2 separate regions of the Homo sapiens genome follow, and region 2 is linked to region 1. A link is a loop called in an ENCODE intact Hi-C map of the cell type or tissue named here. Cell type or tissue: Calu3. All regions are shown on one strand. Each heading gives the region's core, and the rest is flanking DNA. Links, peaks and the distances in the headings are about the cores only.

The links. A loop is a pair of places that touch in the nucleus more often than their neighbours do. Peaks named below come from ENCODE experiments on the same cell type or tissue, not always from the same donor. Only the 100,000 strongest peaks of a DNase experiment are listed, where the experiment ranks them.
Region 2: a loop joins it to region 1, with 2.4 times the contacts of the local background. A loop is called at or near these places in 4 of 110 quality-filtered maps.

What each region holds. Positions count from the first base shown.
Region 1 is chr4:75,018,980-75,029,754 of GRCh38, forward strand. The region is part of intron 2 of PARM1 (prostate androgen-regulated mucin-like protein 1); the gene reads left to right. Among named protein-coding and RNA genes, the nearest start is that of PARM1-AS1, 54 kb to the left of the region's middle. RefSeq lists an enhancer at 7,529-8,069. In Calu3, for the core only: no CTCF peak of the experiment used is centred there; a DNase peak (open chromatin) is centred at 5,252.
Region 2 is chr4:74,939,315-74,950,089 of GRCh38, forward strand. The region is part of intron 1 of PARM1 (prostate androgen-regulated mucin-like protein 1); the gene reads left to right. Among named protein-coding and RNA genes, the nearest start is that of PARM1, 12 kb to the left of the region's middle. In Calu3, for the core only: no CTCF peak of the experiment used is centred there; a DNase peak (open chromatin) is centred at 5,167.

The DNA of each region.
Region 1 (10,775 bases), core at 1,078-9,077:
GCTAGTTGCCAGATGTTGCCAGCTGGGTCCCAGGGGTAGAGCTGCCCAGTGGGAGGGGAAGCAGATGGTGGTAGCAGCCATGCAAAATTGGCTGTGCAGAAGAAGAGTTTTGATTGATTTTCATTTTTTAGCTTTTGTTTGGCTCTTAAAGGAAGAGAGAAAGACGTGATCTGTTAAATTTGGGTCATTTTGTTTTATTAAATCAGATCTCTTCAAGGATGAAAACTATGACTACAGTGTGTGTTTGACTCCCTGAACAACATTGAATGGTGCTATGAACAATTTGGTGCTCAGTACATGCCTGAGGGATTAACTGACATTGCAAAACAAGTAATATTCAAAACATCATCAGTTCTTGCATATGCAAACTTTAAAATTATAGTTACTGTGCTTGTTGCAAAGTAGATACTCTCTTTTGTCTGTAAAATCCACATGTCCACTGGTCTTTCACTATCCTATTATTTTCACCATAAAGAGAAGCACACACAACCGTGAAAATTGGTGAAGACCATTGAACATTAAATTGCTGATCTGAACCCTAGTATTTATCCAGTATGAGCGATGCCAATAAATACATTTAAATAAAGGGCACTAAGTAGGCACAGACATCTAGACATCTCTATGTCCATACCTGCAAGGGACTTTCAGCTCTACAAGACACCCATAAACCTTAGATTTGAAAAAAGAATCAACTTGTAGAAAAGATGAAACAATAATTTTAAAAGTATACCTAGAAAATTTCGCCCGGGCGCGGTGGCTCACGCCTGTAATCCCAGCACTTTGGGAGGCCGAGGCGGGTGGATCATGAGGTCAGGAGATCGAGACCATCCTGGCTAACAAGGTGAAACCCCGTCTCTACTAAAAATACAAAAAATTAGCCGGGCGCGGTGGCGGGCGCCTGTAGTCCCAGCTACTCGGGAGGCTGAGGCAGGAGAATGGCGTGAACCCAGGAAGCGGAGCTTGCAGTGAGCCGAGATTGCGCCACTGCAGTCCGCAGTCCGGCCTGGGCGACAGAACGAGACTCCGTCTCAAAAAAAAAAAAAAAAAAAAAAAAAAAAGAAAATTTCAGAAGCGAAAAATGTATATTGTAGTAAGTTAATGACCATCATGTTTAACTGACATATTAAAAATAGGTTAAAGGGGAAAACAATTATTTAATTAAAAACAAAAACATAGGTGTGAGAAGACCATGTTAAAGAATGGCAAACATTTACTGGTCAGATTCTTTTAAAATGGCCAGAATGTATCAGAAAGCAATAATCCTAACAAGTATGGTATCTTACGCTCAGCTTTACAAATATTAGATCATTGTATATGCCCAGACCTGGTCGTCTTACGGTGAGTGTCACCACCATCTTTTCAGTTCTCTCTCTCCCACTCCCTAACTCCCCTCTGTCACTGAGTACTGTTGATTTTGAACTCTTGGTAGCTCTCAAATTCATCTACTTCTCTTCATTTTTATCTCAGAGCTCCCATAATCCCACCGCAATAGCCTCTCAACTGCCCCTCATTTCCCCCCCCCCGCACCCATCTCCCTACTCCCTGTTGTCCACACAGCAGCCAGAGTGACAGTTAAACACAAATCTGATCAAGGCTCACATAACCTTACTACCACCACCATCTCAGCCCCTGGGGGCACTCCGCTGCTTTTAGGGTGAAGTCCACACACCTTCAGTTTATGTGGGCTCCACTTGTCACCCCAGTGTCATCCCACAACCCTCCCCTCGCTCTCTGCACCACCCACACTGGCTGTCTCTCAGTTCCATGAGCGCCTGTGTCTCCCTCTTGACTTAGGGCCTTGACTCACTTAGACGCTACCTGGGACTTTCTCACAACCCATCACTTCACCTGGTTAATTCCAGCTCATTCCTCAGGTCTCAGATCAAATAGCACCTGCTCAGAAGGTCTCTTATGGAGCCCCCTGTCCAGTGTTGGCCTCCCAGTTACAACTTGTCACAAGTCAATTGCATCTCTTCTTCGCAGCATGTGATTATACATTTTTCTTGTGTTTATTTGTTCATTGTCTTCACTGCTTTTAAAGTACCTGAGGGTGGGTCCTTGTCTATTTTGGCTCACAAATATATTCCCAGCACCTAACAGTGTCTGGCTCAGTGTAGGTTTTCAATAAATGTCCAATGAATCAATCAATCAATCAATGATTTTTGGTGACAATATCAATCTTTAGACAATAAATTCACGTATTGTGTTAGCCTCATTAATCCTGAGCTTTGAAATGAAAATGAAGAAAAATTGAACATCCTCACTGTGTCTGCAAAGACATCCCCTCGGATGCCTTTAAGCAGTGTAGCTGTCTAAAGGACTTTCTGCTGCCCACACCAAGCCCACCTCACCTCTCTTCTCACCATTCTGACTCCCTTCTTTGGTTTTCCCATAGACTCCAAGGCTGCCAATGCTATGGGTTGTTATAAACTCTCACTCATATTTTTTTCTTTTGTGCCCAGTTCTTTTTTTTTTTCCTTCCAACTTTTATTTCAGTTTTGGAGGGTACATGTGCAGGTCTGTTACATGGGTAAATTGTGTGTCATGCGAGTTTGTTGTACAGATTATTTTGTTACTGAGGTAATAAGCATAGTGCGCTATAGTTAGTTTTTTTTTATCCTCACCCTCCTCCCACCCTCCACCCTCAACTAGGTCCCTATGTCTGTTGTTCCCTTCTTTGTGTCTACGTATACTCGAGGTTTACCTTCCTCCTAAGTCAGAACATGCAGTGTTTGGTTTTCTGTTCCTGCATTAATTTGCTTAGGCTAATGGCCTCCAGCTCCATCCATGTTGCCGCAAAGGGCAGGATTTCATTCCTTTTATGGCTGAATAGTATTCCGTAGTGTATATATACCACATTTTCTTTATCTAATCCACCATTGGTGGGAATTTAGGTAGATTCTATGTCTTTGCTATTGTGAATAGTGCTGTGATGAACATACATGTGCAAGTGTCTTCATGGTGGAACTATTTATTTTCCTTTGGGTATATACTCAATAATGAGATTACTGGGTCAAATGGTAATTCTGTTTCAAGCTCTTTGAGAAATCTCCAAACTGCTTTCCACAGTGGCTGAACTCATTTGAATTTCCACCAGCAGTGTATAAGCATTCCCTTTTCTCTGCAACCTCACCAGTGTCTATCTTCAACTTTTTAATAATAGCCATTCTGACTGGTGTGAGATGGTATCTCATCATGGTTTTGATTTGCATTTCTCTAATGATTAGTGGTGTTGAGCACTTTTTCATATACTTGTTGTTTGCCTATTCTTTAAACTTAGTTTAAACCTCAAAGTTTCCTAAAACAAGATAAACTCTCATAAGGGGCTCCAGCTGTCAGATTTTATTTTAAGTAAAAATTATTCCGAATTATTGTCTCTTCTTCTTATATTTCTCCTTTGGCTCACTTTTACTACCTAAATCTTAATCTGCTTTTGAAATGTTTCCAAAATATCTTTTGAGATATACATGTCAAGGTAATAAAATCAGCTATTTACTATCTATTTAGTTTGTCATGTAGTAGCAATATAACTCTATCACATGTTTTAATTGTCCCAATGTCACCTTTTATTACATTTGGAAAGTTTTTGTCTTTATGGAGCAATTTTCTTTTTCTGTTTCAAATGCTTTCACCAGTTGCATATGATGAAAGTGGCTGTGGAAATGCTTCACTGAGAAAGTGGGATTTAACTTATAGATACAGCTGATACCATTAATATGCCAGGATATGGATATGCTTGATTCCATACCCTGACTGAACCCGTACTCTAATCTTCCAACTCAAAAAAGCATGCCTTTTTAGTTACAAAATAATTTGGCAGGGAAATGAGAATGGATCAACACCCTCCCATCATCTTTATCAGAAAGGTTCTAAAAAACTCATTTCAGAGAGTCAAGTCAGGAATATTGCATTAGGAGTGCATATAATAGATGCTAACTTAATATTGTCCTCAGCATGCTTTGTTCCCCCTCAGGTCCTAGGAGAGAAAAATATTGGCCAAAAGAGATGATATTTTATTTAACAGTATAATGCTTTTATTGTCAGACTCATGGCCTTCAAGGGGTAGACCAGAGGCTCAAAGATGAAGGCAAATTTATGTTAAAATTATAAAATCTCAGTAGGTCCATGGATGTGGGCCATCAAAAACACTTTGCCATATTTCCATGTGGAGAAATCACGGAGTCATTTCAAAGACAGGCTGTAGGAAGGCAAGAATGTTAGTAACAGCACAAGCTTTGGCCTCAGACTGCCTGGTTCAAATCTCACCAGTGCTATTTGCTAAATGGGAGAATTGAGCAAGTTTATTTATCACAGGTGTTCCATTTTCCTCATCTATATGATGAGGGTAATTATAGTACTGTACCTGTTTTACAGGATTCTTATTAGGGTTAAATGAGACAAGTATATAAAGTGCCTCTTACATAGTAAGCACTACATAAACGTTAGCTATTATTATTACAGTTGGGTCCTTAATTCTCAATGTGGATACCAACCAGCAAGAGTTTTGACTCTTCTAGACTCTGATTTTCTTAACTTGAAGAATTAGAATGTTTGTAAAAACACTTTAAGATTCCCAAAGTGATTATTACTGTGAATATTAGGTAATAAAAGTTCACTTAAGTACCTGCCTACAGCATAATACAGAAAAGCATAGTCCAAAAAGTATAAAGGAGAAAAATAGCTATGTTCACATCTGAAATAATAACAGTTTCAGAAAACTTGGAAAATCCAAAGAAAAGTGTTAAAGAGTCCAAACAACTGAAGATTTCTAGCTAAGAGAAAGGCAATCTTGGGGCGTTGGGGGAAAAAAGGCTGAGCTGCAGGATTTAGCCTGGGTCCCATCTGCCCCTGAGGTTGGACAGTTGAGACCTAGAAGTTGTACTCTTCCCTTAACTGGCATCAAAGTTGGAAATTATTTTTCTTTCCCACGTTTTTAACTCCAAAACTTTGAATTCCTGAGTCTGGGGGAAATTAACACTTGGTAAACACAGTATTCAAAAGCAAGTTCCTGGCCAGGTGCGGTGGCTCACGCCTGTAATCCCAGCACTTTGGGAGGCCGAGACGGGCAGATCACGAGGTCAGGAGATCAAGACCATCCTGGCTAACACGGTGAAACCCCGTCTCTACTAAAAAATACCAAAAATTAGCCTGGCGTGGTAGCGGGCGCCTGTAGTCCCAGCTACTCCGGAGGCTGAGGCAGGAGAATGGCGTGAACCCGGGAGGCGGAGCTTGCGCCACTGCACACTCCAGCCTGGGCGGCAGAGCGAGACTCTGTCAAAAAAAAAAAAAAATAGCAAGTTCCTGCATGGCCTTGCTGATTAATGACATGGAGTAAGGCTAAATTTAGCTAGTGGTTCCTAGGAGGTCCCTGAGTCCTTGGGACTGTAGTAATTATATTGATGTCACTGCCCTTGGTCAAGGTGTCAGGATAGGTAACCTGAAACTATGACTCTCTGTTCCCTGCCCATATTCTGTGATTAAAAAAGATAAACTTGCACACTGCTTGGCAACCAGAGTTAGGACTTTGTCCTGGGCTTTTAGAAGTTCTTCCTTCTTGCTTATGTCCTCTGAACCAAGAAAATACCAGTGTGGAAGCTCTCACTTGCCAAGGTTGGTGAACCCCACAAGGATCTGAGCCTTCACCTTAGCAGACTGGATGATTTTTCCAAAGGACATATGCAAACTTTTCTCGTTTATTTTTCCCTTTAGTTTTTTGTTTGTTTGTTTTCTTTGAGACTGAATTTTGCTCACTCTCGTCGCCCAGGCTGGACTGTGATGGCTTGATTTCGGCTCACTGCAAACTCCACCTCCTGGGTTCAAGCGATTCTCCTGCCTCAGCCTCCTGAATAGCTGGAATTACAGGTGTCCGCCACCACGCCCCGCTAATTATTGTATTTTTAGTACAAAGTTTCACCATGTTGGCCAGGTTGGTCTCAAACTCCTGACCTCAGGTGATCCACCCGCCTTGGTCTCCCAAAGTGCCGGGATTACAGGCGTAAGCCACTGTTCCCAGCCCCTTTAGTAGTATTTTATCCATAGTCATGTCTTGTTTTCATCATTGAAATACTAAAGAGATAGAGGAGAGGGTAACAACAACAGCAACAACAAAAAGCTCTTCTCTCTCATTGTTCATGGAGATGCTGGCACCTACTGAGCAAGACGGTGGCATGCTAACTGCAGTCCATATTCACCCCTCTAAGCTTCATTCACAGAGATGACCTAGGAGTTGAGATTCCCCAGCCTGGCCTCTGGTGTTCCTCATTTCTGGCACACTCCTTTTGATCTGGGGAGCACCATTAGCACAACTGAATGAGGGGATTGATCCCAGACACTTAGCTGGAGTTGCTATGTGTTAATCGGTTGTTCTAAGGTGGAAGACAGCTGCTTTGCCTTGAGAAAAGGCAATGAAGAATATCTCTCATTATTCTTAGAAAACCAGTATAGTTCACATTACAGGTGTCAAAAGACAGCTGAGATTGAACAATCTGAACACACAGTTAAAATAAATTCCAAGTGGAAAAGAGGCTTCATTCGTGTGGGAAAAGATTGTAATTCTAAGTGAAGTGAAGAAACTTTAAAACCATGGTAACCAAGAACTGTGCCGTCATGTGTGCCTGGTTTGCATTAATTGCAAATGTGCGCTCCCCAGGTCCTTAAAATACAGCTGACGTGCCCCCATGAGAGAGAAATGAAGGAAGAGGAAACAAGCACTGGGCTTGCGCAAGTGCAAGTATTTTATTATCTCAACCAAGATTAATATTTCTAGCATACATTTTTAACTACAAGCTTTAGGTAGGTAACATCCTTTTAGATAAAAGTGAAGCCAGTCTCTAAACCAGGTCTTCTGATGACATGAAGTGGAAACATATAGATGTTGGGATCCTACCTCACAGTTCGAATCCCAATTCTGCCCACTAACTAGCATGTAGATAAGAGTATAAACATGAGGTAAAACATTCCAGCCGTGATAATACTTGGCTAATTTTTATAAAGTTTACCTCTGCCACTCTGTGTAAACAAATGACTGGTAGCTTAATGATGTAAAGATTTTGAGAGAGGAGTAATGGGGAAAAGGACTAATTTACTAATTTACAGAGACAAGCTTAGGTTGTGTTAATTAAAAATACTTCTGTAGCATACTTTTATGCAAGCTGTTTTCCTTAGAAAGATGCTTTCTTTTTGCAACATAACTACTAATAAAGTTCAGGTTTTTAAAAAATAGCTGTGCTTCAGAAGAAATCAGAGTTATTTTGTGAATCACTTACTTTGGGCCTAGACAAATAATAAAGTATAATGTGGTATACCTGGCTTTAAGAGACTTTCAGTCTAGAGAGTAGGCAGAATGTATTCTCATAAAGCCACTGGTATTACAGTGTATTTCATATATCTATGTCTTATATGTATAATATGCATAACCACCCACAGCTACATATGGCAGTATCAGTTACATACTAAAACAAATTTACTAAATTGTCCCATACAAAATAAAACAGCAAATGTCTAGAAAAAGAGGACTCAAGATAGTGACTGTCATCGGGATGAGTTCCAAGAGAAGGTTGGACTTGAGAAGGATTTTGCATAAAAGGTGCATCCTTATTCCCAAAGCACTTCCATGGTCCCTGCTCCCCAAACTATCAAGCCCAAACACCATGATCCCTGGCTTTCAGAGTTTTTTTGATTTGGTCCTGAGTACTCAACCATTTACATGATCTCCTTAATTTCCATTACGCTTTCTTATATAGCCTGTGGTCCTCGTTTTGTCACTTAGTCAGTCCTGCAGCATTTCAGTCTCCGAATCCATAAAATGAAGACACTGGCCTTTACAAAGATCTCAACAGCCCCCTTTGTTCATGCTAATTTACAAAGCATTTGATCTTCCCAGTAGCCCTATGAGGTGGAGAGGACAGGGATTAGCCCATTTTTTAGTTAAGAACACCAGTCAAGGTGCTCTGTCTTCAAGCCCAGTGCAAACCCTTCAAGCCCATAAATATTGGGTGTCTGCCCTCCTCTGAGGTGGTTCCTGCCTCGATCCTCCTTTGCTGTCTGTCCAAGTCCTGCCCCATCCATCAGAGAACAGCTTCATTCCCAACTCTTTCCAAGACTGCTCCAGACTTTACAGGCCCACCCACCTTAGGCACCATTCCACCCACAGGCAGAAATACAGAGGCTGGCACTACTCACCTCTCTTACCTCCCTGCCTGCCTATCCCATCCAATCCTGCCCACCCCAGAATGGTTCCCGGGGCCTGACACTTGTCTCCGCCATGGAGTGGTGAAACCTCAGGGCCCCTGCCTATTGGGTCTCTACACACCACACTGTCCTGGCTTAAGGTGAGCCCATGGAGCTCATTCGGGAGAGGCTTGTAGGGTGGATTTGGGGTAAGAGGGAGGAGACGAGATGTGCTTCCCCTGGCATGGGGTGGAATGGAAAGAAGAATGGGCATGAAATCCAAGCAGACAAGGCCAGAAGACAAAGAGACTTCCAATAATGGTAAAATTAAGATCTACCTAGGTTGCAGTGTCTAAGAACTAAGGTTTTCTTTTCTCACTTTCTCTCCATCTCACAAACTACACCCCACTCCCACTACCACCCCACTAGAAGCAAATTGCAGTTACCATGTACCCTGGGTTATTTAACACACTGAAATGAACAGCATTTGGCAGGATTCTGAGCAGTTATTTTGCACCACAGCACACACTAGAAACCAATGACCTGAACGATCTAAGGTTGCTGTTCTAGAACTGTTGTCTGCTTCTAACTAGCCCTCTTCCCAATTAATTTGAATTATTGAGCTTCATTCTTCCTTCACCAGTATGTACAAGAGGACCCAAGCCATCACACAGCCTAAGGCAGGCCCTGATTCCTGGGCAGCTAACAGAAAGCAGACAGAGGATGTACCAGAGCTGTAGGTTTTATTTAAAAGCAGTTGAGGATTTAGTACTAGAGCCCAGGGTGGCAGGAGAGCCTAGTGGGCAACACATGGACTCTCGAACCTGTGCTTGTATCCCAGTTCTTCTACTTAGCAGTTCTGTGGCTTTGGGTCCTTAGCATCTCTGTGACTCAGTTTCCCCAACTGTAAAATGGAGATAACAAGAATACCTACTTTCTCATGAGGATTAAATGAACTGAAATAAGTGAAGCTCATAGAACAGTCCCTGGCACACAGTAAGTAACAGGAAAGTGTTAGTTGCTATTATTTTTGTTGTCGTTGATTTCTCCTGCTATTACTGTTGTTCTTTGGAGGAAGGAGACATGATCTGATGCTCTTGCTGTGAGAATGAAGAGCCTAGCATAATAAATAGAGATTCGGCACACACAGAGTTCTAACTGTCAAGCCCTCGCCAGTCGCCCACTTCCCTCCTCCAGCACATCCACAGATACATGCTTTTAAAGAGAAAGAATTCCTCTGAGACAAAATGTTCCTTTCCTCTTGGTGACCTTGACTGAAGGAGCTGCGGCACACCCTGAAGTGGCCACCTGCTCCTCTTCTCCAATTCTTACCTAATCTCTGGACCAGGAAGTGGAAAGAAAAGCGCAAGAATATTGAAAAACAGTCAAGAGGTTTGTTAAAGACTCTTCTCAAAATAGATCAGAGGCATGCACACATACTCAGGAACTTGGTCAAGTATTTACACGCACCTTCTAAATAAGCTGACTGGTGAATTTTCAAGGAGAATGTAGCTCAGGAGTCATCTATGGATAGCAGTGAGACACTCACCTCTTTTTCACCTCTGGAAACTTTCCACCATCACCTCCTCCACCCCCAGCTCTCTCAGAGTAACAACAACTTCTTTAAAGAGCCCAGCAAAGTTATTTCTTCAGAGGTTGTTTGGGTTCATCCCATCATGTCCTAATATTTACATTTTGGATACAATTGGTGAATATTAATATTTTTTCCAAAGAGCTCAAATAAAATGTTTATTTCATGTTTAAAGTGAAATAAAAAGAAAATCCCTCAATGAGAAGAGTCCCTAGAGGAACATTTGAGGTTTGAGAATATTGCTAAGCCCAGGAATATAGAAGGACCCTTTTGGTCAAGTGAGAGGCAGGAGGCTTGGACATGAACAGAACCCCTTCTGAGTGTGTGATCAAGAAAAGGGGCCCATCTGTGTGGCGTGCGGGCCCATGGGGATGTGTGAGTGTGGGGAGAGAGACTCTTAAATGATGCCACAGTTGATTCCTGGACTGCCTCAGGGTATAGAACAGAGCTAAAGCAGGGAAAGGAATACCCCCAAAGGCAGCCTCCTTCCTCAGGGTTGTAGAGCAGTGGAGTAGTGGCCGACAAGGCTGACCAGGAGTTTACTCTGGCTGCTTCCAGGATGTTATCTGACTCTATTTAGACAATTATTCCTTGGTATGGTTTGGCTGTGTGTCCCCACCCAAATCTTACCTTGAATTGTAATAATCCCCATGTGTCATGGGAGGGACCCAGTGGGAGGTAATGGAATCATGGGGGTGAGTTTTACCCATGCTGTTCTCGTGATAGTGAAGATCTGATGGTTTTATAAAAAGAAGTTACCCTGCCCATGCTCTCTTGCCTGCCACCATGTAAGACATGCCTTTCACCTTCCACCATGATTGTGAGGCCTCCCCAGCCATGTGGAACTGTGAGTCCATTAAACCTTTTTTTATATATAAATTACCATCTTGAGTATGCCTTTGTTAGCAGCATGAGAATGGACTAATTCATTCCTAAAAGAACTCTCCTCCAACTAACCACCTTGGTCACTGATGGGGACTTTCAAGTGCACAGTGAGAAGGGCAGGGGGCTGGGG
Region 2 (10,775 bases), core at 1,596-9,595, 79 kb before region 1:
AGAGGCAGCATTCATGCCAATGAGATATTTTGATTCTGATTATATATCCATTAACTGTGTATTCCTGAACATTGATGGGATTTCTATAGCCTCCCTAAATGACTTTAACCCCCTTTGACTCTTCCTTTATATAAAAAAGTATATTTTTAATGGTAGCAATGATCTTGCTATAGGGGCTGGGACTCGAAGCCTTCTGTACTCTTTTTTTTTAAAAGAAAGTTATGATTAAAACTGAAAGCTTTGAATTTCAGTGCTGTCTTTTGTGCCGGGATCTTGAGAAATCTCACAAATATTAATTATATAAGGTTTGCATAATCCCTGCTGGATAAGTCTATTGGTATTACTTGGAAGCTGTGGCTATATAGAGCCTTAAGCAACATATTATATAGAATTTTAAGACAGATGTTTAAAAAAATCCTTTGATCAATTGAACTGTGGTGGATATTTGTACCTTTTATACCTAAGGCAAAAAATCTGTGAATACCTTATTGTTAAGTGGAAAAAATATTAAGATAAATTACCAGGTGTGATATTTAGAAAACATGTCTATTCAATACAAAATAAGGTGAGTGGTGGAATACACCTTTGATGATAACATCTTCCACTTACATTCCAAATTCCAACATTTGATTTTCTTTTCAATGAACAAGGAAATAAGGACCTGGGAACTTTAGTGCAGGTGTTAAACATGAAAGGAATTAGATGAGAGAGGGTTTTGTTTATCTGTGTGTTTTTTTTGTTTTGTTTTGTTTTGGCCATGGTTTTAAACTTGGAGCTACCATTCAGACTTCCTAGAGGTTAGAACACCTTATATTTCCTAATACGAAGTTAACAAAATACATGTTACCTTTTATGTTGTGATATTTTTACCAGGGGTAGTACACAAGCGTAACTTCATTACTTACAGAGTTTATTCACCCACTATTGTATCCATAATGGATAGTTATTGGTCCTCTATCCTTTATGACATGGTTTTAGTTTTGTAGGAAAAGCTTTTGTGATCTGTCTTAGTTCATCCAGGCTGCTATAACAAAACACCATAAACAGGGTGGCTTATAAACAATATTTATTTCTTACAGTTCTAGAGATTGGGAAGTCCAAGATCAGGGCATCTGCAGGTTCTGCGTCTGGAGGGGGCTGTCTTTCTGGTTCACTAGCTGTGTCTTCCTCATGTGGTGGAAGGGGTAAGGCAGCCCTCTGGGGCCTCTTTTATAAGACACTATCCTCATGATCTAACCACTTCCTAAAGACCCCACCTCCTAATACCATCTTTACCTTGGAGATTAGGATTTCAACATATGAATTTTTTTCAGAATGCAAATATTGAAACCATAGCACAATCCCACAGATAGACAGGAGATAGATACCTCAACTAACTGGTGTTGACCATTATTTGATTGGTCCATACTGTAGGACCACTCCATACTATAGGACTCTTGCTTTGTACTGTAATTGGACTCTTCAGGAAGAACAGTAACAATTATTTTAAAGATTAAAGGGTGTCTGTTTATTTAGTATGTTAGTTACAATGCACTGTCTGTATGTATTTAGGGCGATGTTTAAGATCCCAGTCATTCTATTGAGTTAATGTAATGTGTCTTATTAGGAGAGGATTTCAGTATATCTCAGAATTACAACATGAGGTGACCTCACTGCCACTTGTTCACCAGAGGGTCCTAAAGAAAATCTGGTGGATTGAAGATGTCTTTCTTGGCCTTGAAAAGAGGCAAGTTATTGGTAGATCACACACTCTACTTATCATGGGAATTCTTGCTATTAATGAACATTGCCGACTGAAAGGCAACATCAAGACATATACTTTTACCACATTCAACTAGTGGGGAACCCTGGATGTTTTATCTTAAAAATTACAATGTTGATGGAAATGACATTCAGGAGGAGAGCCCAGATAGTCTCCTTTTTGGAGACCTATTCAGATAGGTCAGAGCACAAGAAAAAATATTCATCATTTACATGCTAGGAAATGTTGCTGGGGGCAGGAAGTGTGATATCAAATTACGTGCAGAAATGTGGTAAGAAATGCACAGTAGGCAGGGACAGTGGCTGTTTCAGAATTTCTGCAAAAATTACGGAGGAGAAGCTGGGGGCATAAAGTTTCATGAGTCCAAGAAAACATCAAATGGCTGAATCAGGGGAGCAGGAGGAGGATTAAAATTATTTTGGAGTACTAAGGCTCAAACCAACGCTAGATGCTACTGCTAGATATGAAAAATTCATTTGATTTCATTTTTAGAGCAATAAGGGATACCTCTTCAAATTTATATGAATATAGTATTTGTTTTAGTGTGCCTCCTTAGTTCTGTGGAAAGTTACAAAGTGAGCCTTTCAGATGAAATGATGTGTTAGACTTTATGGTGGGTAATTAAGGTAACCTCGGCATCATGAAAGGGGGTGAAGAATAAGAAAATGCCCTGTGATGTAAAGATGAAAGCAGCTACATGGTTTGGCTCAGTTAAGGAGGGCAAAGTGGTCTGGGGTTGCTTACTTCCAGGCAGCCTTCCTAGAACTGCTCTTCAAAAACAATCTGATTATGAGAAGACTCTCCTTTAGAGGTTCATACGAAGAGAACCATAGCCCTGATATTTGTCAGATGATGAAGGGATTTGTGTTATTTTACATGAGAAGCAATATGGTGTGCTAACAGAGGCTTTAGAGTAAGATAGACCAGCAAGGAATACCAACTCTGTGCTCTCAGTTTCCTTCCTTGTAGGGTTATGACAATATACCTAGAGTGCCATGGGACTAAACGTTCAACCAGTCTCTATCAAGTATGTATACCAACAGGCAAAGGATTTATTTTATTTTACTTCATTTGCTTTCTCTGTCTCCCACTACGAGATTGTAAGGTGCGTGAGAAAAGAAATGTTGGTGGTATTTTTTTCCACTGTTGTATCCCCAGCACGTAGAACAGAGCAAGAAACATAGTGTGTGCTTTATAAATTTTCATTCAGTTAATTTTTAATTGAGAATCTACATGTGCTAAACACTGTCCAAGGCTCTGGATATACATTAATGAGCAATGACAAAACTCTACCCTCAGGGAATTTACATTCTTTGAGGATGATAAATTTTGACTTAGTCAAAGGGAAGTCAGTAGTTGAATATCTAATAGTTATCTCGAACTCAACATATCCAAAACTGAGCTCCTAGACTTTCTTCCCCTAGGGGGCTTATCTAAAGCCTTCTCCATATCAATGAATGGAAATGCCACCTTTCTATTTGCTCAGACTGCAAATCATGAGTCATTCTTGAGTCCTGTTTTTCTCTTAACACTCCTCATCCCAACCTTCAAGAAAGTCTGTCTGCTCTAGTTTTAAAATATGTACAGAATCCAACCACGTTTTGCCACCTCAGTTTCTCCCACTCTGGTTCAAGCCACTACTGTCTTTCTCTAAGAGCACTGCTGTGGCCTCCTCTCAGATCTACTTGCTTTCACCCCTCCCCTCTTAGGTCTGTTTTCTACATAGCATAGCAACAGCGAATTCATTGGAACTATATCAGTCACTGCTCTGTTCAGAGCCCTGTAATGGCTCCTCTTTGTTCTTAGAGTAAAAGCCAAAATCTTAGAGTGACCATCAAGACCTCCGTGAGCTGGGGCCTCGTTGGTTCTTGAATCTGATCTTCTACACTCTTCTTTGCTCACTCTGCACCAGCCACAGGACTACCAGAAGCACATAGTAGCTAAGTCCTCTGTCTGGAGTATGCTTTCTCCAGATACCCATATGACTAATTCCCTCACTTCCTTAAAACTTTTGTCAAATGTCACCTTCTCAATGAGACTTACCCTGACCGACCTCTTAAAATTGTAGTCTGTTCCACTTGCCAACACCATATTCCCAGTGCCTCTTATCTGACTCTTGCCTCTACTTTTTCTTTAAAGCATATCTTCCTCCATCCCTCCTTACCCCTCACTAAAACATAGCTCTAGGAGGACAGAGATTTTGTTCCTCTTGTTTGCTGTGGTATCCCACTGTGTTAGAATTCTTTGTGGGCACATGAGGGTACTAAAAATCTATTTGTTAAATTGGATGATTAAAATACATTTCTGAGGGCTGGCAAAATGAATACTTAATTCAGATTTTGCCTTAAATGACCCAAAAGTGAGACATTGGCAAACTTGCTTACTATCAGGTGCTTATGTCTAGTGCTTCCAAAAAGCTGTAAAAAAAAAAAAATGAGTCAGGCCTTTAGTCTTCATTGAGGATTACACAAGCTAAACTTGGAAAATCAGCTATTTTTGAGCTATACACATACAAAATTTTTCTTCTTAAAATGTAAGCTTTATTTGGTGCCATAGACATCATTTAAAAATAGCTAAAACTTTATAAACTCCCTGGACAATTAAGAAAATGTCACCTTTGAGCTCAGCTAGGGAAGATAAAGATACCTTCACCATTCGAGCATTTTTGAGAATTCCAAATAACTAAAAATAACCTGGTGATGAAAAGTGATTTGAGTCTAAGGGAAGCACTATTGAAAGTTACCCAGTTAAGTCTGAGAAATTTAAGTAAATTAAGATGATGAATGGTAAAGTTATAAGTTAGTCACTAATAAGCTCAAGAACAGAATGGGCATTTCCTTGACCTTAGAGACCCTGTGCTACCTTCTTCGGTTGTTCTGAAATATGAATTGTGTTTTATACTAAGCAATGGATAGAAGGGATGCAGAAGTCTTGCCTCAAATAAAACCTGCACCTTAGCTGAGGTGGGGGAAGGAAGCACTTGTCATCTACCCAGCAGGGCTGACACCTCTTGATGTGGCTGGTGTTAAAATCCCCAAGGTTGGCATATCCCCCAGCTACATCATGAAACAAATACTCATGGTGCACACTGGCTTATTCAAAATAATAATGTTTAATTATTTTTAGGCTGGGAAAAATAATATGAGCTTAAAAAATAACATGCTTGCCTTGCAGCCTTAGCAATCGTGGTAAAATGTAAGATTATATCAACTTGAAGAGCAACCTATAAACAAACCAAAGAAGAGGATGACACTTTGTGTTTATTTAAAATATTTGCCTTGCTTGTTCCATGATGTCCATTTGTCCATTCTTGAGAAGGGCAGGCTCTCAGCCATCTTGACGTCAGCAGCCTTGACTGTAAACAGAGGTGTGGCCCCAGAGAGTAGCTCTGACCTGTGCTGGAGGCCCAGCAGAGAGCTGCGTCTGGTCTTGTGCTTGTGGTGCTGGAGGACAGGTGACCATGGCCCCACCTCTTCTCCCATGGGAGTCACCATGTTCTCCGAGTGAAATGAAAAGCAGGGCCTGATCTCTCACCGGAAGGAAAAGAATTGCACATCAGCAAGAGTAGGCAGGCTTTCAATGCCTCCCATCTCAAAGACAAGCGTGGCTGCTCAGCAAGTGAAAACGGTTCCATCACTGAGAATAGAGTTTCAGATTGGAGGGGTAACAGAAAAGAAGAAAGTGTGGTTTTTGAGATTCAGAAATTTACAGCCAAGATTTTGGTTAAAAAAAAATTAATGTCATAAGAAACAGCTGTCTCTTGTTTCAATGACGGTTTTTTAAAGCCACATTACACAGAAATAGATAAGAATGTATCTGTCACCTACCCATACCTGATTCAAAGTCCTGTTTGTTTGCTTGTTTGGCTTAAGGACTGTTTTTAATAAAAATAAGTTAGAAACAATGTAAATGTCTAACAATAATGAGCTGGTCAGATAAACCAACATAAATTCAACATTCATACTGGGCAATATTAGGCAACTGCTTAAAATAATGAAATGGTCCATGATGTACTGACATACAAAAATGAATATATTGACATAATATATTGTAACTTTATATTTCACAGTATGTTGGAAAGGCAAGCTACAAAATTAAATGTATGTTGTGTGCGCCTGTGGAGAAAGGGTTTAGAAGGATACAATGGTATCTGATGAGTGAACGTTGGGTCACTTTTACTTTCTCTCCCTCTCTCTTTCATTGCCTGAACTTTTAATAAACAGCTTGTATTCCCTTTACAATTTTAAAAGTTGAGATATTATGAATATTGTTAATCACTTTTTAGCAACAGATAATGTGGCTATAGTGACTGCTAGATGGCTATTTTGATCTTAAAAATCTTGATTCGAAATTCATTCTGCTACAGCCCTCGAAAATAAGATTTTAGAGAAGCAAATAACCTCAACAATGTTTACCGGGCATCACTGATGTAATGGTTAGAGAAGGTTCTGGGAAGGAATTGACTTAAACAAATATTCCATTTTCTAAAACCAGATGCTGCATAAATCATTGATCAGGATAACCACCTTGCATAGTATTTTAAGGCACTCTGTCCTAACTGATCAGTATTTAATATACTTTGTTAGTTTTTTAGATCTCCTCTCTTTGTCACATATGGGAGCAATTTCTTAAAACATTATTCTAAGCTCTTCTAAAATGAAAGTGGCCAACACAGATATCAAAAAAGAAAAACAGCCCTCAGAAGAATATACAATTTATTTTTCTTTTGGCAACATTAAATTTCTTATATAATCTTTTCAACAAAATAATCAATAAAATGTGGTGTAGGTAAATGCTGGAGGATATGTTATTAATACTCTATGACATTATCAGAAAGCAGCACAGGTGTGACTGGGGAGAGGGCTGGAGCAGAACTGACTGAAAGTTTTAGGGGTGATCTAGGCCAACCTCTCACATTATAGATAAAACTAGATACTTGGGAGTGTCGCATTTTTAAATTTTTAGTTTTACTAGGTATCACACATTGTGCTACATTCATTTCATCTGCCACTTCATCTAATCCTCTCACACTCTAGAAAGTACGCAGTACTATTCCCATTTTGCCGTTCAGGTCACTGAGGTTCAGAAGTCAAGTAATGAGCCACAAATCACACAGTAGATAAGTAACAGAACTGGACTAGACGTTGAACCCAGGTTTCTAATTTTTTACCCACCTCTGCCCCCATTCCCTTGAACTACCAAATCAGTTGCTAAATTCTCTTGCATAAATGTAGTCTCTAGAATTTTTCCCAACTTTGATTCTCTTCCCCATCCCCACAGCCTTGGTTGAGAGCCTTATCATCTCTTATCAGTAACTCCTAAATGGTCACCCGTTTTCTTCCCACAGTCTCTTGCCAGTCTTGGGACTTATTTAGGCCATGCCAAATTGCCTGCTCTCTTCCAAAGGAAGAGGATAATCTTATAGGTGCTGAGACTATGGTTTGTAAATTTTACTTCTGCTAAAAAGAATGAAGGCTCCTGGGAGTAGTGGCTAATTCCGGGTCTGGGTTAGGAAATACATAAGATGAATCTGGAATATCTTGTTAGACCAGGTAGTAAACATATTCTCAAAGAATACTAGGATCCCATCAAAAGGACTCAAAACCACTTAATGAGGCACCAACTGGCCAAAGCTGGGACAATTTGAGCATTGATGATGATTATAATTGTAATAGTTTGAAACACATTAAATACGTTTAAACTCGTAAATTCACAATAATGCCAAAAACAAAACAATAATAATACAAAATTCGTTGACCTTCATTGGAGAATGCTAATAAGCAACACATTATTTTGAAAACATAATAGATGAGTAGAAGAAAAATCAAGTTTTTTAATTGATTTATTTATCTAAGCCTGCGTTTATTTTGTGAAGTGTACCATTGAGTGACCAAATATTAGATGATGGGATAATTTTCTCTAGGGTTATTCCAGCTAATAAATGAAGAAGGCATGGAAAAAATAGAATATCACCATATTGCATTACCTACTGAGTTAGTGGGCTTGGATGCTAATCATCAGTGGCTGCCAACACCGTGGAGTGTGATGCACTCAGGTACTACATCTCCTAATGGAAGAATGCACCATATCCTATGAAGCAGTCTTGCCAAATTGAAAGAAACCTACATCTGATCAAGTTTCTAATTCCAACAATCAAGTCACAGGAAATACAGAGGACTGGGGAAGATGTTAAATAACACTGTGGGGATGATATCAGCAAACTCCAGACTATGGAAAACTCTATGGGAAAAATAACCAGGTTTCTTCAATAAATGAATTACAAGGAAAAAAAAAGAGATTGAGAGAAAGATTGACAGAGGTAGGAGGAATTTATAAACTAGAAAGAGACTTAAGAGACATAGCAGCCAATCACAATTATGAACTTTATTTGGATCCTGAATCAAACCAAAACTGCAATAATAAATGATGACATTTGTAAGACGATGGTGAATTTTAACACTGACTAGATATATGATGACATTAAGGTATTGTTAATATTTTCAATATGATAATAATATAACCCTTATGTTTTCAACAACCCTTATATTTTAGAGATACATACTATTTTATTTATAGAAGAAATGCTATGATGCTTAGTATTTACTTCAAAATAATATGGGAGTGGGAATATTATAGGAAAAATGACTGTGAGTTAATAATTGCTGAAACTGGCTGAAAGGAACATGGGGATGCATTATACTCTTCTCTCCTCCTTTGCAGATGATTATGTTTTTCCATTATAAGAAGTTTTAAAATGAGTCCTCTAGACCTCCTAGTTGCTTGCAAAACAAGTCCGCAGTGTTTAGCAAGTGGCTTGGGATCTGAACTAGAGTTAGAACAAAAAAAGGAGGTGCCTCTTATCATGGTGTGAAAGGCCAGAGAAGCAGAGAGGTCACTCTTGTTTGGAAAGTCTTCCCCAGGAAGACTGCTGGACGCTTTCAGGCCTCTCTGCCTTTGCTCATGCCATTTCCTCATTCTAGAATGCCACACTCCTCCATTCTCTGCCAACCAAAAGTCTCTTCATTTTGCAGGCTCAGATTTTTCCCTGTGTTCTTCACATGTCAGCCCTACTAGTCTTTCAGCTTTTAGAGAACAGAGGTCATGTCTTAGCTTCATATCCCTTCCTCCCAGGTATGAGCACATACATGGCAAGTGCTCCATGCTTGTCAAATTGAACTGCAGAAACTGAGGCTCAAAATGTGGACTCCAAGGTCTCACAGCTAGTTAGTGAAAGAACTTAACTAAAAATCTCATGTAAACGTTAGTCCCCTGACTTCAGGAACTCCAAAGCCTCTTCAAGCTTGTTCACCAGCATTCCTTTCCTTGAGAGTTAAGATTTAAAGGCTTTATGATCTCTGAGAGAAGTAACACATTAACTTAGAGTAGCTGAAAGTTATTATCCATTACCATGTACTGGCATGTAGAAAAGCACAGGCACCAGGTGAGTGGCCTATAAGACAAATACATCTTATAGGGAAGAGGGAAGTGGGCTGGAAGCTGCAACACCACTTGGATCAGGAATCGCACAGTGAGAGTCATGGTGAATGCACTGGACACCAAAAAGACACAGAGGAAACACAGGAGAGATGACAGGGTCCAGGAGATCCAGTTGGCCGGTTTCCTGTGATTACACATCAGCAAATGAAATTTGAAAAGGCATTATAGGCCAGGTGCCTTGGCTCATGCCTGTAATCCCAGCATTTTGGGAGGCCGAGGCGGGTGGATCACGAGGTCAGAAGTTCGAGACCAGCCTGGCCAACATAGTGAAACCCTGTTTCTACTAAAAATACAAAAAATTAGCCAGGCATGGTGGCAGGTGCCTGTAATCCCAGCTACTTGGGAGGCTGAGGCAGAAGAATCGCTTGAACCCAGGAGGCGGAGGTTGCAGTGACCCAAGATCATGCCACTGCACTCCAGCCTCGGCGACAGAGCGAGACTCTGTCTCAAAAAAAAACAAAAAACAAAAACAAACAAAAGGGCATTGTAATCACTTTACAGACAAGCTTGTTATATTTGGGCAATCATCATTACCTGAACATCCTTATGAAATAAAATTTCACTCCAGACAAGTGAATGCAATAGGGATTGTCTTTTAAAAGATCCACAGTTAGTTATCCAGTACTAGCCACAGGGGAGCTTTCCATAGGAAGGAGAAAACCCACGTTTCCTCTGAGAAAAAATGCATCTATTTGTTTGGTTTTGTACTTAGTAAGAAATGGGCATGAGTTATATCTCTGTATAGGTCAGTTTTCTTTTTTTTGAGATGGAGTCTTGCTCTGTCACCCAGACTGGAGTGCAGTGGCACGATCTCGGCTCACTGCAAGCTCCGCCTCCCAGTTTCACGCCATCCTCCTGCCTCCCAAGTAGCTGGTACTACAGGTGCCCGCCACCACGCCTGGCTAATTTTTTGTATTTTTAGTAGAGATGGGGTTTCACCATGTTAGCCAGGATGGTCTCGATCTCCTGACCTTGTGATCCACCTGTCTCAGCCTCCCAAAGTGCTGGGATTACAGGCGTGAGCCACTGCGCCCAGCCTATAGGTCAGTTTTCTTATTTTAATATTGCAGTTCACTGTTTAACCTTTGAAATGTGTTGTTAGAACATCACCTAGGCAAGGCCAATAAACATGAGTTGTCATGTTTGAAATGTGTTATAGAAGAGAGCCTAGACAAGACAGTAAACATGAGATGGCAAACATGTCCTGTGGAAATGAAGGTGGCATCAAATAGAGGCACTTCCCTATGGCTGGCCTCTTACTCTTTTTTTTTTTTTTTTCAACATAATCTGCTTCTGCAACAGAAAAAGAGTGACAAAGAAAGGAGTTTTGTTTTGCTCTTTTGGTTTTTATGTCACCAAAAAGATACTTTTTTTCCTTTCATCTTGGAACTCTGGAAATCTTCCCTGGTGATATCAACCAAAACTAGAGGAATTTAGAAGGAAGTGTGCCCTCCTGGGTAGAAAGGGAAATATGTCTTCTCAGTTGCCCAGAAGCAAAGGTTATCAGTAAATAAGT